2 separate regions of the Homo sapiens genome follow, and region 2 is linked to region 1. Evidence: read pairs that join two places in POLR2A ChIA-PET (ENCODE). Cell type or tissue: OCI-LY7. All regions are shown on one strand. Each heading gives the region's core, and the rest is flanking DNA. Links, peaks and the distances in the headings are about the cores only.

Region 1 (7,790 bases), core at 1,158-6,157:
ATCTATTTGAAAATTCAGTGGGACACTTGAAAGTCTTGTAGGACGGGGGATAGTTCTTCATGATGAGTGATTGTCCCATTTAATGCAGGATGTTTATCATCTGTGGCACCTACCCTAAATGTAAGTAGTGTTTCCTGGTTATTATGACAACTAAAACCATCTCTACACATTTCTAAAGTGCTCTCTAGGCAATGGTACTGACTCTGACTAAAATAATTATTTAGATAGTGACTATGGTGGTAGGTAGTGGTAAAGATAGAAATGAACTATAGTCCATGTCTTCAAGAAACATTTAATTGGTGAGGCAAAGAAATGTCAAACTATAACACAAAATAGTAAATGTTGGCCAGGCACCATAGCTCATGCTTGTAATCCCAGCGCTATGGGAGGCTGAGGCAGGGGAATCATTTGAAGCCAGGAGTTTGAGACCAGTCTGGTCAACAAAGTGAGACACCCATCTCAAAAACAAAAAAGGACACAAAAATAGGCTGGCCATGATGGTGTGAGCCTGTAGTCCCAGCTACTCCCAAGGCTGAAGGTGGGAGCACTACTTGAGCCCAGGAGTTTGAGGGTGCAATGAGCTATGATTGTGCCATTGCACCCCAGCCTGGGTGACAGACTGAGACTCTGCCTCAAAAGAAAAAAAAAATGGAAATGTTATGATGGAGACGTCTTCCTGGGACTGTGGTAGCACAGAGAACCAGCTTAGGAAGGGCTGGTCAAGATAAGTTTCCAGGAGGAGTTAATTACTGAGATTAATTTTGAAGTAAATACTTGAGTATCCAAGTGGAGGAGAAGGAACATGGAAAATCAGGCAGAAAAACAACTTATGCAAAAGCACAGTGTGGGGCAGTGGCAGGTATAAAGATGGCAAGGTAGGCTGGGGCCAGAGGCCGATGTGTCTTTTATGCCTTTTTAAGGAGTTTATTAAAGCCTGAAGGCAATTTCGTTGCCAAAGTCAATGTCATATGTCTCCCACATCACTCTCCCAGTCTCCCTTGCAGTTGGCTTGGGGCCTTGTGACTTGTTCTGACCAAGAAACAAGGGTGGAAGTGATGTAAGCCACTTCTAGGCCTGGCTCCCAATAGCATCCCAAGCAATCTTCCAACTCACTCTTCCTCTGCCTCATGTTGGAGGCCATGTATTCCAGATGGCAGAGCTCTAAGAATAAAGAGGACTACCTGACCTGTATGAGACTGGCATGTTCAGGAATTAATCCAGTATTAAGTCACTGAGATTTGGGGGGTATCAATCGGAATTCTTTCAAGAGACAAATTGCCCCAGATAGTTCGAGTAAATAGATTTTAATGAAAGAACTCCTTTCAGAATTGTGGCAGGGTAAGGGAAGAAACATGATAGGTGGGAAGCTGTTATGACCTCTAGATCTGAAGGGGCATAGAGAGGAAGTGGAGTTATGAGAGCCCCAATAGTGGAGCCAAAGAGGAGAAGCTACCCAGAGGAGCTCTAGTCAGAAGCACAGGCCGGGCACAGTGGCTCATGTCTGTGATCCCAGCACTTCGGGAGGCCGAGGTGGGCAGATCATCTGAGGTCAAGAGTTCGAGAGTTCGAGACCAGCCTGGCTAACATGGTGAATAACTGTCTCTACTAAAAATACAAAAATTAGCCAGGCATGGTGGTGGGTGCCTGTAATCCCAGCTACTCGGGAGGCTGAGGCAGGAGAATCACTTGAACCTGGGAGGCAGAGGTTGCAGTGAGTCATGATCAAGCCACTGCACACCAGCCTGGGTGACAGAGTGAGACTCCACCTCAACAAAAAAAAAAAAAAAAAAAAAAAAGCAGCAGCACACAGGCCCTGTCAGAGGCTATGAACCAGGAGGAAGCGAGCTGGAAACAAATACCCTGACCTGCCTCTTCTCCTGCCCTTCCATCTCCTGAAAGGGGCTCCCCATTGGCCAACCCCAATCAGAAGGCAGCCTGGAAGGAGCCCAGGTGGCACAGTGCACAGGGGCCAGCCTCCAGGGGCACAAAGCCGTTCAGTGAAGAGAACAGAATGCCTCTGGGGGGTGAAGAGAATCAGCAGCTCACAGGTTTGGCTGTTGTGGCAAATAGCTCTAATTACCCTGCTTAATACAAATCATGGAGGGATTTTAAGTGAATTTTTAAAAAATAAGATTTATTGAAATATAATGAACATACCAAAAGATTCATCCTTTTAAAGTACAATTGAGTGCTTTCTGTATAGTCACAGTTGTGCAGTCATACACAGCAATTGTAGATTATTTTCATCACCACCCTGCCCCCACCACCAACCTACACACACAAATCTCATACCCATGAAGCAGTCACTCCCCAAACTCTTCTCCATCCCCTCCCCGCCCAGCCACTGGAACCACTAGTCTACACAGTCTGTTTCAGTGGATCTGCTGACTCTGGATGTTTCATATAAGTGGACCCACACAATATGTAGCCTCTTGTGTCTGGCTTCTTTCACTTAGCATTATATTCTTTTTTTCCCTTGGTAAGAAAGACTGTATTCAGCATGATTTCAATAGGTATAGAGACTACTACAACAGAGTCTGCAGTGACTGGGAGAGATTGGCCTCAACCTCAGCAACATATTTTCAAGGTTTATTCATGTTGCAACGTGCATCAGTATTTCATTCTTTTTTATTGCCAAATTACATTTCATTGCATATGGTACAGCTTTAAAAGATCACAATAGTGTGGAGAATAGGTTGGATTGAGCCCAAAATCAGTGGCAGAGGTATGTGTATAATGTGTATAAGTGGAGGAGTGATCATGTTCTCTAAATATATTTCCTCAAATTCTTATCAGACCAGGAAACAAGTTAGCGAAGATAAAGAGCACTCTTCATCTCCCATCCCAAAATCTCCTCCTTTTCCTGGACTCCTCATCTCGATGAAACCATTATCCATCCAGAATCTGGGGTCCTACTAGGAGTCTCCATTTTCCCCACCCACGTTAGATCAGTCACTTTTTTCCTGTGCATGAAACTTCCCAAAGGGCCCTCTTTTCTCTATACCAACTGTTTTCTTTGAGGCCCTCAATGGGGTCATGTTGAACTACAGCAGTAACTGCCTAATTGGTATCCTTTGTTCATGGTGCCCAGCTACATTCTATCATTGGGAGAACAACAATGATAGAATATTGGTAGCGAAATGTAACAACTTATTTTATTGTTGAGTTAGGAAGGAGAAATCAGGCATCAATAGCCTATATCCCCTTCCTCTTTTCATCCAACGAGGAGGTAGGAGCCTTCGAGGAGCAGGCAATTTCCTCCCTGTTGCATAGGGAGAACTGCCCTGCCTGTACTAAAGTGAGTGGATGGATAAAATTGCTAGCATTTGAGGTTTAGAGGAGAGAGCTTTCTTAGCTTTACATTAAGCTCTATCCTCCCACTTAACCGTTATTGTAATAAAAGTGATATCTGCTTCCATTTGCTACAGATGTTTTAACAACTTTTTCAGAATTTGGGGAAGGACTGTAACAAAATATCAAGTTTATTCTCTCAGTAGCCAAATATAAAGGGAATAATGATCAATTGTCTAGTTTTTCATTAATAAAGGGAGAGAACAGGTTTTCAGGAAAGTAGTGTCTTCGTGAGTACTTAATTCTAAAACAAAATCCTAAGGTGAGAAATTTGGGTCATGACACGATGTCATAAATAATGTCATCATTATTTTAAGCAGGTGAAATGACAGATTATGTCCTTTACTCATTATAATTGTCTAGGTTTCAGTTCCCCCAGGAAACTGGCTCTGAAACAAAAACTTGTATGCAGGAAGGTTACTAGCAAGTATACTCAGGAACACAACCTGTAAAGATGTCAGAGAAGCAGAATTAGATAGAGGGAGAAGTGAACTGAGGATCAATTAAAAACAGAGGTATCAGCCAAACTCACAGGGAGTTCTGGAATTGGCCTGGCCCTTGGAGTTGTCTCCACATTAGGGGGACAGGACTAGGTCTTTGTACCACTGCAATGTTAAGTCACTTGAAGCAAACTGCACCTCAGGGAGGTGACATGACCATAAGCCAGGAAGCAGTCGTCAGCTGAGGACAAGTCTCAGCAAAGGGCTCAGCTGTGAGCTGTCGGCAGCCAACACTTCTGACAGCTGGGAAATAAGGGACTCGCTCCCAAGAGAGCAATCCGGGCAATACACTGCGAAATCCATTACAGTCCATCCCCAGCATTGCTCAGACCCACTTGCTTCTCTAGAGAGTTCATCCTATGTCCAGGACTGTGGGTAGTTGTTTGTTTTTTCCTGTTGAAACCTAAAAGAGGAAGACACATGGTATGAACTGGAGCCCTTGTTGCTGTAGCTGGTTTCAGTGCTACAACTGAAACTCATAATGCCTTTCTTCCACATGCGTCCTAGATTGATTTCTCCTTCAGCTAGAACCCCTGCTAGTCTAGAGAGCCTATGAACAGAATTACCCACACTCTCATCTCAGAAATCTGAGCCGCTGGTCACCATGCCCTTCTCAGACCATGGTGACTGTACTTGTTCATTTAATGTCAAAATTAAGTAAGGAGTATCAAGAGACACAGTCATGGATCACCTAAGTGCTAGACATATTCTTCTCTGTGGCCATATGTAATGGCAGCCCTATCTACTCCTGCTAATAGAGGTCACTTATACCTGCCAGTGTAGGACTCCTTTCTTTATCTGCTGGTCTCTTGGACTGAAGGGCCTGAAGCGACTGAAAGCAACCATAACTTAAAGTCCAATGGGGTTCTTACTAGGTCCTCTGGTGGAAGTGTTACACCTTTTGGAACCGGGAGCCTGAGCAGAACAGAAACCACAAATTCTCTAAGAGGTCACTGAAAGTAGAGCTACTACCACTTCCACTCTGGACTCCTGAACTCATATATTCTATCAGAAACACAGCATCACAGAATAGGTGTTCACTTAAAGTCTACTATGTGTAGCTGTGCCTCAATGAGACCTTCAAAAGACCACAGCACTATTCCATCAACAGCAGGTTCTGGGTGGCATTTTAGGTAATAGGATAAGTGGATCCAATGGACATTTTATCAGTCTCCTATTGCCACTGCGACACATTTACTGGATTAAAACAAACTATCTTGTATTTCTGGTGGTCAGAAGTCCTAAAATCAAGATGTAAATAAGGCTACATTTCCTTCACGGGTTCTAGGGGAGAATTTTTTTCCTGATCTCTTCCAGCTTCTAGAGGCCACCTGCATTTCTTGGCTCCTGGCCCTTCCTCCACCTTTAAAGCCAGCAGCGTAGCACCTTCAGATCTTTCTCTTTCTCTTGCACCTCCACTCCATCACGGCATCTTCTTCTCTGACTCCGCTTCTGTAGTCACATCACTTTCTCTCACTCTCACCCGCCTGCCTCCCTCTTATCAGAACTCTTGTGATTATATGGGCCCACCTGGATAAGCCAGGATAATCTCTCCATCCGAAGATGATGCTTAACTTAATCACATCTGCAGAGACCCTTTTGCCACGTAAAGGTACATATTTACACGTTCTGAGGATTATAACATGGACATCTTGGGACGGGGGGCATTATTCAGCCCACCACAGACATGTATCTACTGTCACACATCAGATACCATAAGGTAAGTGGGCTTCTTGGTCTGAGACAATGCTTTTCAGGATCCCATATCTATGTGAGTCTTCAGATAATGGTGCTGGCCAATGAAAGTCCTGTGGCCAAAGAAGGCAAACCTATATCAGAATAGGTACTAATCTCAGTCAAGTTAAATCACTGACCCTTCCAAGGTGGAACGTAATCAACTATCCAGCCAGTGCCTGGCTGGTCTCCTTGAGGGATCATGCTGTCTTAAGGGCTTAATGTTAGTCTCTTTTGCTGGCAGTTTGTGCATTTGGCAGTAGCAGTAGCTAGATCAGCATTGCTCAGTGACAGTCCTTGCTGCAAGTTCCATGCATAACCTCCGTCCTTGCCACCCTATAGAGCCTCCATCTCTGCACCAGAGCTACTCCATCCATGTGCCTTTTGTGCCACCATCAGGTGGACAAAAACAGAGAGTAACTTCAACTGGTGGAATCGTCCTGTCTATGTGATTGTTCACTGACTCTTCCAGGTGAGATGCGATCTGAGAGGCATCATCATGAGACTGATTCAAAGATATTCATGCTTTGTGCTCACTCCAACAAGTCCACTCACCTACCTCTTTTACAGACCTTCTTCTTCCCAATCTTCTAACTTTCAGTCCCTCAACCAAAGAGCCAAGACATCTGCCACTACCACGAGTATTACATATTCTTACTTCAGACTACTTCTCTTATGTGTAAAATGAATGAGAATGTATACTGCATAAAGTCTGAACCATTGAGAGGATTTTGCCTGATCACTATCTAGTGATCCTGCACTGTCAGGATCACAGTGCAACAGCTGTCCATTTTCAGCCTGCTTCCACTTCCCAAGCCAGCCAACGCATGAAACAAGCTCAACTTTTTCCCTCCCCTACCCAAACAGCCATATATTTGAGCTTAGAGACAGGCACCAGTGCAACAGTGGGGGACAATATAGGCGTCTGGCCTCATCCTCATGCAGCTTACTTGTGCTATGGCCAGCCCATACCCAGTTCTGGGTATATCACCTCCACTTTATCATAGGTAGACATTGGGCCCACTGGACCTTATGAGTTGGTGGTCTGACAAAACGCAGCTCCCAGTGGGTGGTCCTAGCCACTTGACATATCTTGTGATCACCTGACATCTCAAGGGGAGATATTCTGTCTCTCTCAGAGCTCAAATAGTATGCCAAGAGCCATTTTTCAAACAGTGCATAATGTTTTTGCTAAAGATCACATGGTTTTGCTCCAGAGTCCTTAAGCTCTTCTTTGTGATTTTCCCACTGAAACTTCCCATTAATTCCAAAGCATCTTTTCCTGTCACTGACATCTGTAATTTCATAGGTTCTGTAACGTCGTATGGCCCAAGGAGCAGAAGTGCTTTTCACACAGCCTAGAAATGATGCAGAATTTTTTTTCTGTTCTGGGCTTCACTTAAAGCTGTCAGTCATCTGTGTCATTCAAGAAATGCCTCAAAGCAATATTTTCAAGTAAATATTGTGCCTTCAGAAAATAAAGAAAAAAGATAGGAAGAACAAGATGAGATAATTTACCCTTTAACTTGTAGGAGGTATCTGGCATGCCTCAGACATCTATGCACTCAACAAGGGGAATCTAATTCCACTAACTTTATAACTAACACCTTCCTTGAACCTCTCAAAACTTGAGCTACTGCACCTGCAGGCGCATTCACATCCACAGGTCTCCCAGCCTAGCCATCTCCAGTGAAAGTTTCAGCAATTGCACAGCTACACTTACCACATGTCAGGGCTATCAATGCTCCATATTCTATCCATCCATCATCAGTGATAGCCTATTAGTTTTCTATTGCTGCATAACAATATTACCACAAACTTAAAATGACACTGTCTTCTAGTTGCTGTGTATCAGGAGTCTGGGCATGACTTATCACTGTCCTCTGCAAGGCTCTAATCAAGATGTCAGCTGGGGATGCAGTTCATCTGAGGCTCAACTGGAAAGGAACCACATCCAAACTCATATGGTATTTGTCAGAATTCAATTCCTTGCAGGCTGCCAGGCTGAGGACTCAGTTCCTCTTTGGCTGTTGGTCAGAAGCTACCATTAACCCCTTTATCATATGAACCTCTCTGTGTGATGGCTTACAAAATGCCAACTTGCTTCTTCAAAGCCACTAAGGGAGAGATGGTCCCAGCAACATAGTTACAGTAGTATGCAACTCAATTACATAAATATAATCAAGTACATCCTGTCACTTTTGC
Region 2 (7,790 bases), core at 1,597-6,596, 250 kb after region 1:
CTACTACAACACTGGAAATATTTTAGCTTAAGCAACTGGATGGTTGGTGGGCTTATTCACCAAAACACTGGAAGATGGAAAAGTTCTCAAAAGGAAAGAAACTGAGTTCAATTTTGGATTTGAAATGTTCGTGGTACCTGGAATGTTGATGAATAAAATTATCAGACTTTTATTTTCACCTACCTACATCTACGATTATTTTAATGCTTTGCCTTTAACTATGATTTACATGTGCTGCTTTTCCTGTTATGAAAGAGATTAAAAATGGAGAGGATCTGTATTGCCATCATGCTTTAAGTTATTGGGTTTGATTTAATGCAGGCATCATCATGAAAATTTTGTGGGCTATCAAGATGACAATCTATTCCAGGATGAAATGAGATATCTACGTTCAACATCTGTACCTGCCCCGTATATATCAGTAACTCCTGATGCAAGTCCTAATGTATTTGAAGAGCCAGAGAGCAATATGAAGTCTATGCCACCAAGGTATTTTAGTTCTCTCCTGTCTGTTGAATAGCTAGTGTTTGGTGGAAGAAAGACTTTGAACTAGAAAAGAGTCCTGTAGAAGTTCTTTAATACATCTGTGAGCCAGTTTTGCTAACTGCTGGAGCAGTAAGAAAAAGCATACATGTATGACTAAGGTAAGGTCCTTGATGGGAGAGGCAGACTAGTTGGAGAGAAGAGATCAACTAGTGAAGGAATTAAAGATTACATTATATGACATTACTTAATGCTGTAGTAAATCAGAGTAGGGAAGGGTTACTTTGAGTTTTCATGGGAGCAGTGGCATTGAAAATAAATCTTAAACTTCTTGGATTATTGTTTACAGTGCCTCCTAACTTAGGTATGGTAGTATCAGAGTAAAGAGCTTCTCGGAAAGCTGAATAGAAACTTGTTACAATAATGTAATACACAAGAAAATAGAGGCCAGGCGCTGTGGCTCACACCTGTAATCCCAGCACTTTGGGAGGCCAAGGCGGGTGGATCACCTGAGGTCAGGAGTTTGAGACCAGCCTGACCAACATGGTGAAACCCTGTCTTTACTAAAAATACAAAAAATTAGCCGAGCATGGTGACACACACCTGTAATCCCAGCTACTCGGGAGGCTGAGGCAGGAGAATTACTTGAACCTGGGAGGCAGAGGTTGCAGTGAGCTGAGATTGCACCACTGAACTCCAGCTTGAGGAAAAAAAAAAATAGAGTACCACTGAAACTTTTTTAGAGGACGAATGATGTGATAAAAATGCAAAGGTAGTCTCACAGTGACAATTGAGAAGCTGACATATGGATTAAAGAGATATATTTTGTAGGAAAAATAAGTGTGACTTGTTGACTAACTGGATAATGAAAAAGATAAGTTTAAGATGACATGAAGATTTCAGTCACGAATAACTGTGAACATGGTATCATTGGAAAGGAAGACATTTGCTGAATGAAAAGAGAATGTGCTTATTAAAAGAGCATGCCACTGTGTTACTACTATACAACTATAATTATAAACTAATATAATAAATACTTTAATGAGCGCAATGGGACATATATATCCAAATGAGGTTTTTTTTTTTTTTCATTAAAAATACATGCAACTTCTCCCCTCCCCAACTGTGTGGATTACTCGTCAGAATTTCTTTGAAGCTGCTCTTGACATTTTCTCCAGAGTGCAGTGCAACCTTTTATATCTTTAAAAGTGATAAAGTATTTCTAAAGGAGATACACTTTTTAAAAGAGTTAGAAACTGTTTTGAGGCTAGTCTGACAAGTGTGATTCTCATTGGGTTACTATTACCCCTTAGGATCAAAATCCAGGAGGCTGAGGCAAGAGGATGGCTTCAGCCTAGGATTTTGAGGTTACAGTGAGCTACGATTGTGTCACTGCACTTCAGCCTAGGTGACAGAGCAAGACCCCTTCTATTTAAAAAAAAAAAGTTGATGAATAAATGAATTCATTAAATCAGTGGTTCTCAATTGAGGGTGATATTTGCCTCTCTGTTGACATCTGGAAATATTTGGAAATAACTTTGTCACAACTGGGCTAGTTGAGTGGGCATCCTAGTGAGTTGAGGCCAGGGATGTTGCTAACCATCCTACAGGAGGCAAGACAGCCTAACAAGGAATTACCTGGCTCAGGGTAGCCATTCAATTAAAGATGTCATCTTTGCTTTCTTCTTTGGATTTTCTTGTGTTGCTTGAATTCTTTCACAAGCAATTTTTTTTTTTTTTTGGTAAAAAGTCACTTTTTAAATTTGTGTAATTTTTTTTAAGTTAGTAGAAAACTTCCTCTGAAAACAGAACAAATGTCTGTGCTTTATAGTAACACCATATATAAAGTGAATTAAGTTAATGTTTCCCTGTATTCTAGTCATTCTGGAACCAAGCAACCTATACTAACACCCAGGGACATTTACTGCCAATCAGTTATGTACAGTATTTATAGTCTATTCAAACAAGAATGTACATAAGCTTAGAGAAGTGGTGAGTAAAGAAAACACCTAGGCAGTTAGCCGTCTATTAGAAAATAGATAATTTTACCAAGGGACACAGGATTTCAAACCTGGCTTGAATGATGGAAAAAACTCCAGAACCAACGGTGAGCAAAAATATTCCAATTTGAATTCAGGTGACAGAAAAAGGAGCTCACGAAAAGAATAGTTTCTAAATTTGTTTTAGAGAAATAAGAAAGAGAAGGGATTTCTCTTTTTTTATAAAATGTGTCAATAAAGGAAATTGTATAGCTCTCTTAATAACTTTGTAAGTATTTTTAAATGTTGCTTTAATAAATAGAAAAGCTGTTAGTTTACTTAAGCCTGAATAAAACCATTAAGTTCTTTTATAGAGTGTAAATACAACACTGGTGCCAAAAATCAGTTTGTTACCTCTCATGACACCTTGATGCAGCCATCCTCCAAGGGCTTTGGGCAACATTTCCCAAGAGTGAGAAACCTCACAGAACACTGAAGACACCAAAAGAAAACTTTGGAACCAAATTTTGCTTCCTGTTTTATTAGGTTTTCATGTGTACATATCCATTTTCTTTCTATTTGGTGCACTTACGATTATATCTGACTGTTTTTCCTGAATATTATGATACATGAATTCCACCCCAGTGCTTTTGATTCTAAAAGGAGCTTGGAAACCTTTCTTCTTTTTCATTTAAAATACAAAGTAGATTTAAGAAAACCATAAGTTTTAAGGTACAATGCTGAAATCAGTCAAAATGTTACTGCATTTGAAAAGATCAAATTATGATTTAAAGAGAGATTATCAATTTGGCTTTGATTTTGTTTCTCCACATGAAATATTGAGTCACATATTTTGCATCATTATAAGTATAGTTACATTTCATTCAGCTCTTCTGAGTTTGTATCTGTTGCATTGTTCCATGTACAGTTTAGAAACCAGTCCCATAACTGATACTGATCTTGCAAAGAGAACTGTCTTCCAAAGATCATACTCAGTTGTTGCTTCCGAATATGATAAACAACACTCCATTTTACCTGCACGAGTTAAAGCTATTCCTAGAAGAAGAGTTAACAGTGGAGACACTGGTAAGTATGAGGATAAAAAAGAATATTGAGTGATCTGACTACTACAAATAAAAAAATTGTTTTATTTGCATATAATTTTTAAAATTTAATTTTTGAAGGAAAAGGCATGGGATAATTTCTAATGTGTGATTGACATTCCTTCTATATGACATAGCTATAAATGTGCATCTCTAAATTTTGCATCTTAGTTGAAGGGAAATCTGGAGATCATTCAGTGATTGTTCGAGAATAAATTGACCTTTACAATCTTACTTGTTAGGTATCTAAGCCAAATGTTACAACCATTATCCCTTCCACTAAACTTTTGTGGACCAGGAGTTCCAATGACGTACACATTCACAGTTATCTCTCCACCCCAACTGAAGCTTGATAACTCTTGGAGCTGCCATCATTCTAAGTAGATAATAAAACTTTGGGGATATAAATAGCCCTTAATCGATTTAAAAAAAAAAAAAAAACAGTTACATGATCTGGACCAGTTGGTATCAACAGCCCCAAATTGGAGCTGGGGATTCTACCTCAAGAATAATTTTAAAAACCCAAGAAGAACAGGGTAATATAGTGATCAATTATCAGAGAGATCACTTGCTAAAATGAAGATTTGGCCTAAAAATTATAGTCAGATGATTAAGTTATCTTACTGAAGACTTTTAAGAAAAACATTATTGAAGATTGTCCAGCAATTTATAGGTTCATTCAACAAATATTTTTGACCTCCTGTTAAGAAATGTTTCTTATAAAGCCATCTTTTAGAAAATGATGCAGATGAGATGTAGATTTCATTTAGAGAAAATATAAATCACTTAGCTTTTAGAGTGTTTTAGAAAAGGTGAACTTTAGATTCAGCTCTGATTCAAAACCCACCTCTACAACTTAATAGCTATATGACTTTCAGAGAGTAACATATTTAATCTTTCTGAACCTTGGTTTCCTCAGTAAAAGTTGAAATTGTTATGATTTGTGTCATGTTCAAAAAACCAATGACAAAGGCTTTAAGTGAATATATTAGATATTATTATCTTAAATATATATGCACTGCCTATGAAAATTAATAATTTTCTTTTTCTTTAATAGAAGTTGGTTCTTCCCTTTTGAGACATCCGTCTCCTGAGCTTTCTCGGCTAATCTCAGCCCACAGCTCTCTTTCTAAAGGAGAACGAAATTTCCAGTGGCCAGTTTTAGCTTTTGTTATACAACATCATGATCTAGAAGGTCTTGAAATAGCAATGAAACAGGCCCTAAGGAAATCTGCTTGTCGAGTTTTTGCTATGGAGGTATGAAGACATTAATGAAATTACTGATTCATTGATTATACAAATCATGTGATGATTCTATTTCACGATGCCACTTTTTTACCAACAGAAATTGTGTGAAATTAAAAGGCATTAGCCAATTAAAAGTATTAAGTGTTCCTATAAAAATCAGACTCTAAAGTTTATGAATATAAATGAATTTAGAATTTCATATTTAAGCACCCTAAAGAAATTTATTTCTGTATTGCTTTACTATTTGAATCTTGAGATTATCTTTTTTTTAAAAGCTTTTTATACTCAGAATGTCATTTTATTAGAATGAAATGACAGAGTAATCATGGAAAGAAGATAAGGAGTAGGGCTTTTGAGTGGTAAGTTGACCAGTAATAACTTCTCTGGGCCTTTGGTCTCTGGAAATAATAGGATTACTGTATATTACAGGCCTATATATAGTAAATCTGTGTTTTTATCAAATGTGATAAATAACCTACCACTTCATGGATGGGAATTATATGAATATATTTAAGTAAATGGTTGCTTGCCTAGAGCTTGAGATACACTTTGTGTTCATCCAGATGCAAGTTGGAAAAAATGTGCTTGAATAAATTAATATTAAAATGAATTTTCAAAGTAAAATGTGATTTGAAAAAATATTTTGGTATTGTATCTTATAAATTATTTTTCCTGTTTTTTTTAAATTAAAACCCCAAATTATTAACTGTTTCAAGTTCCGTGTGCTTTCAGTGAAATAAAGGTCAGATTTTCAAGGTGCCAAGCATAGTAGCCCATGCTTGTAATCCTAGCACTTTGGGAGGCGGAGGAGGGAGGATCACTTGAGCGCAAGAGTTTGAGACCAGCGTGGGCAACATGTGAGACCTCATTTCTACAAAAAAAAAGTTTTAAAATCAGCTGGGTGTGGTGGTACACACCTGTAGTCCCAGCTACTTGGGAGGCTGAGGTGGGAGGATCATTTGTGCCTGGGTGCTTGAGGCTGCAGTGAGCCATGATCACACCACTGTACTCCAACCTGGGTGACAGAGCGAGACACTGTCTCTTAAAAAGAAAAACAAATAGTAAAACTATAAGGCATTTTTTTTAATTAAAAAAGATTTTCTAGTATCTTTCTTTGAAGTCTTAATCCATGGAGGTACTTTATTTCTGAGTACTTTTTAAACTCATGTATTTTATTCTTGAACTCATTTAACCGTCATTTCTTCAGGCTTTCAACTGGCTTCTGTGTAATGTCATCCAAACCACTTCTCTCCATGATATTCTGTGGCATTTTGTGGCATCACTGACTCCTGCACCAGTGGAACCAGAGGAAGAAGAGGATGAAGAAAATAAAACAAGCAAAGAAAATTCAGAACAAGTAAATGAAATTTTTGTTTTGATTGTGCATATTTTTATAGAAACTGGTAGTATACCTTCAAATAGTCCAATAATTTGCATGAAATCATTCGCAGATCTAACTTGAAAGCAAAAAGAATATTTTAGTGCTATGGGCAAAGTATTAATAATGAGACCTGGATTTTATAGAAGGCAGCCTGTATAATGGAGAGAGCATTGAATTAGGGCACTAGGAGCCTGAGTTCAGCCTCATTTCTACCCTATTGTAGTTGTATGACTTGTAGGCCTCGGTTTCCATGTCTGTAAAATGAAAGTAATCTAGGTGACATTTATCTTATTCCCAGTCACTCTGAAATTATGTGAATGGCATTTTAGGTTAATTTCCAAGGATATCAAGCAACATTATCATAGTCAAATTCTTAAAACTCACAAACAAGACACCATGAGCAAGAACTAACAAAAACAATAGACAGTAGAAATAGACCCTCAACAATGGTTGTAATTATCTATGTAAATGTAGAATAATGTGTTAATATGCTTAAAGAAATAAAAGAGAAACTTTAAAATATGAGAAGAAATTGTAAGAAGAAATATGAAGTGATGAATTTGATAAAGAACTAAAGAAAACATAAATACTAATCTAAGTATAATTGATATTTTTAGTTTTGAGATTTTATAGCATGTCAGTGAAAAAATTGGCTAAATATAAGAGAATGATGGATTCGATAAAGAACTAAAGAAAATACGTAAAAATTAATCTAAGTATAATTGATATTTAAAAAACAATCAGTTGGACATTTTATAGCATGTCAGCAAACAAATTGGTTAAATATAAGAGACCTGTAGAAATTATCTAGACTTCAACACAGAAAAAGTAAATAAAAAATACAAGTTGCTAAGAGCAATGAAGGGCAAAATGATGTACAACTTACCTACTTGGAGTTTCAGAAGGAGAAGACAGAATGGAAGAGAGACAGTGTTTAAGAGTTAATACTTGAGAATTTCCCAGAATTGATTACAGATAACAACCCATTGAGTCAAGAAGCCCAGTAAACCCCAAGCAGAATAAATACAAATCATGGTGGACAAATTATAGTGAATCACCTGAACACCAAAAACAAAGAAAGAGATCTTTTAAGCAGCCACAGAAAAAAATATTAGCTTTCAAAAGAGGGACAGTGAGAATAATTGCTTAATTTTTGGTAGCAACATTACAAGTTAAAATACTGAGTTTGTTTAAAAGGCTGTCAGTTGGTTTTTTTCAACGTGCTGAAAGAAAATACTTGTTAACCCAGTTGAAGGGTCTTTGAAGAACAAGACCAAAGACATTTCCAGAATAAAAACTGGGAGAAATGGCCATGGAGTATCAATGAAGAGAAAAGAAAGTGTAAATATGAGGGCATATCTTAAAAAACATTGACTATGTAAAAAGTAATGATATGTCATGGTGATGTACAAAATGATAAAAGATCAATCCTGGATATGTATCTACCTAATACTGTAACCTTAAAAAAAGTAACAATTGACAGACTGCAAGGAAAAATAGGACAGTCTACAGTTACAATGTGAGATTGTCATATACCTGTAACAGCTATCTGTTCCTGCATAACTACCCCAGAACTCACTGGACTAAAACAGTTGT

The links. Peaks named below come from ENCODE experiments on the same cell type or tissue, not always from the same donor. Only the 100,000 strongest peaks of a DNase experiment are listed, where the experiment ranks them.
Region 2: POLR2A ChIA-PET joins it to region 1 with 5 read pairs; 2 of 35 experiments call an interaction of 5 or more read pairs at or near these places.

The regions. Positions count from the first base shown.
Region 1 is chr13:77,335,536-77,343,325 of GRCh38, reverse strand. No RefSeq gene overlaps it. Among named protein-coding and RNA genes, the nearest start is that of MYCBP2, 12 kb to the right of the region's middle. RefSeq lists an enhancer at 3,836-4,025. In OCI-LY7, for the core only: no CTCF peak of the experiment used is centred there; DNase peaks (open chromatin) are centred at 3,735, 4,025 and 4,285; H3K4me3 peaks cover 2,280 bases; H3K27ac peaks cover 2,625 bases.
Region 2 is chr13:77,085,864-77,093,653 of GRCh38, reverse strand. MYCBP2 (MYC binding protein 2) reads left to right here. Exons shown (of 83, transcript NM_015057.5): 59 at 322-489; 60 at 3,391-3,548; 61 at 4,623-4,822; 62 at 6,021-6,170. MYCBP2-AS1 (MYCBP2 antisense RNA 1) reads right to left here. Exons shown (of 4, transcript NR_046716.1): 4 at 5,878-6,102. Among named protein-coding and RNA genes, the nearest start is that of MYCBP2-AS2, 8.6 kb to the right of the region's middle. In OCI-LY7, for the core only: no CTCF peak of the experiment used is centred there; no DNase peak of the experiment used is centred there.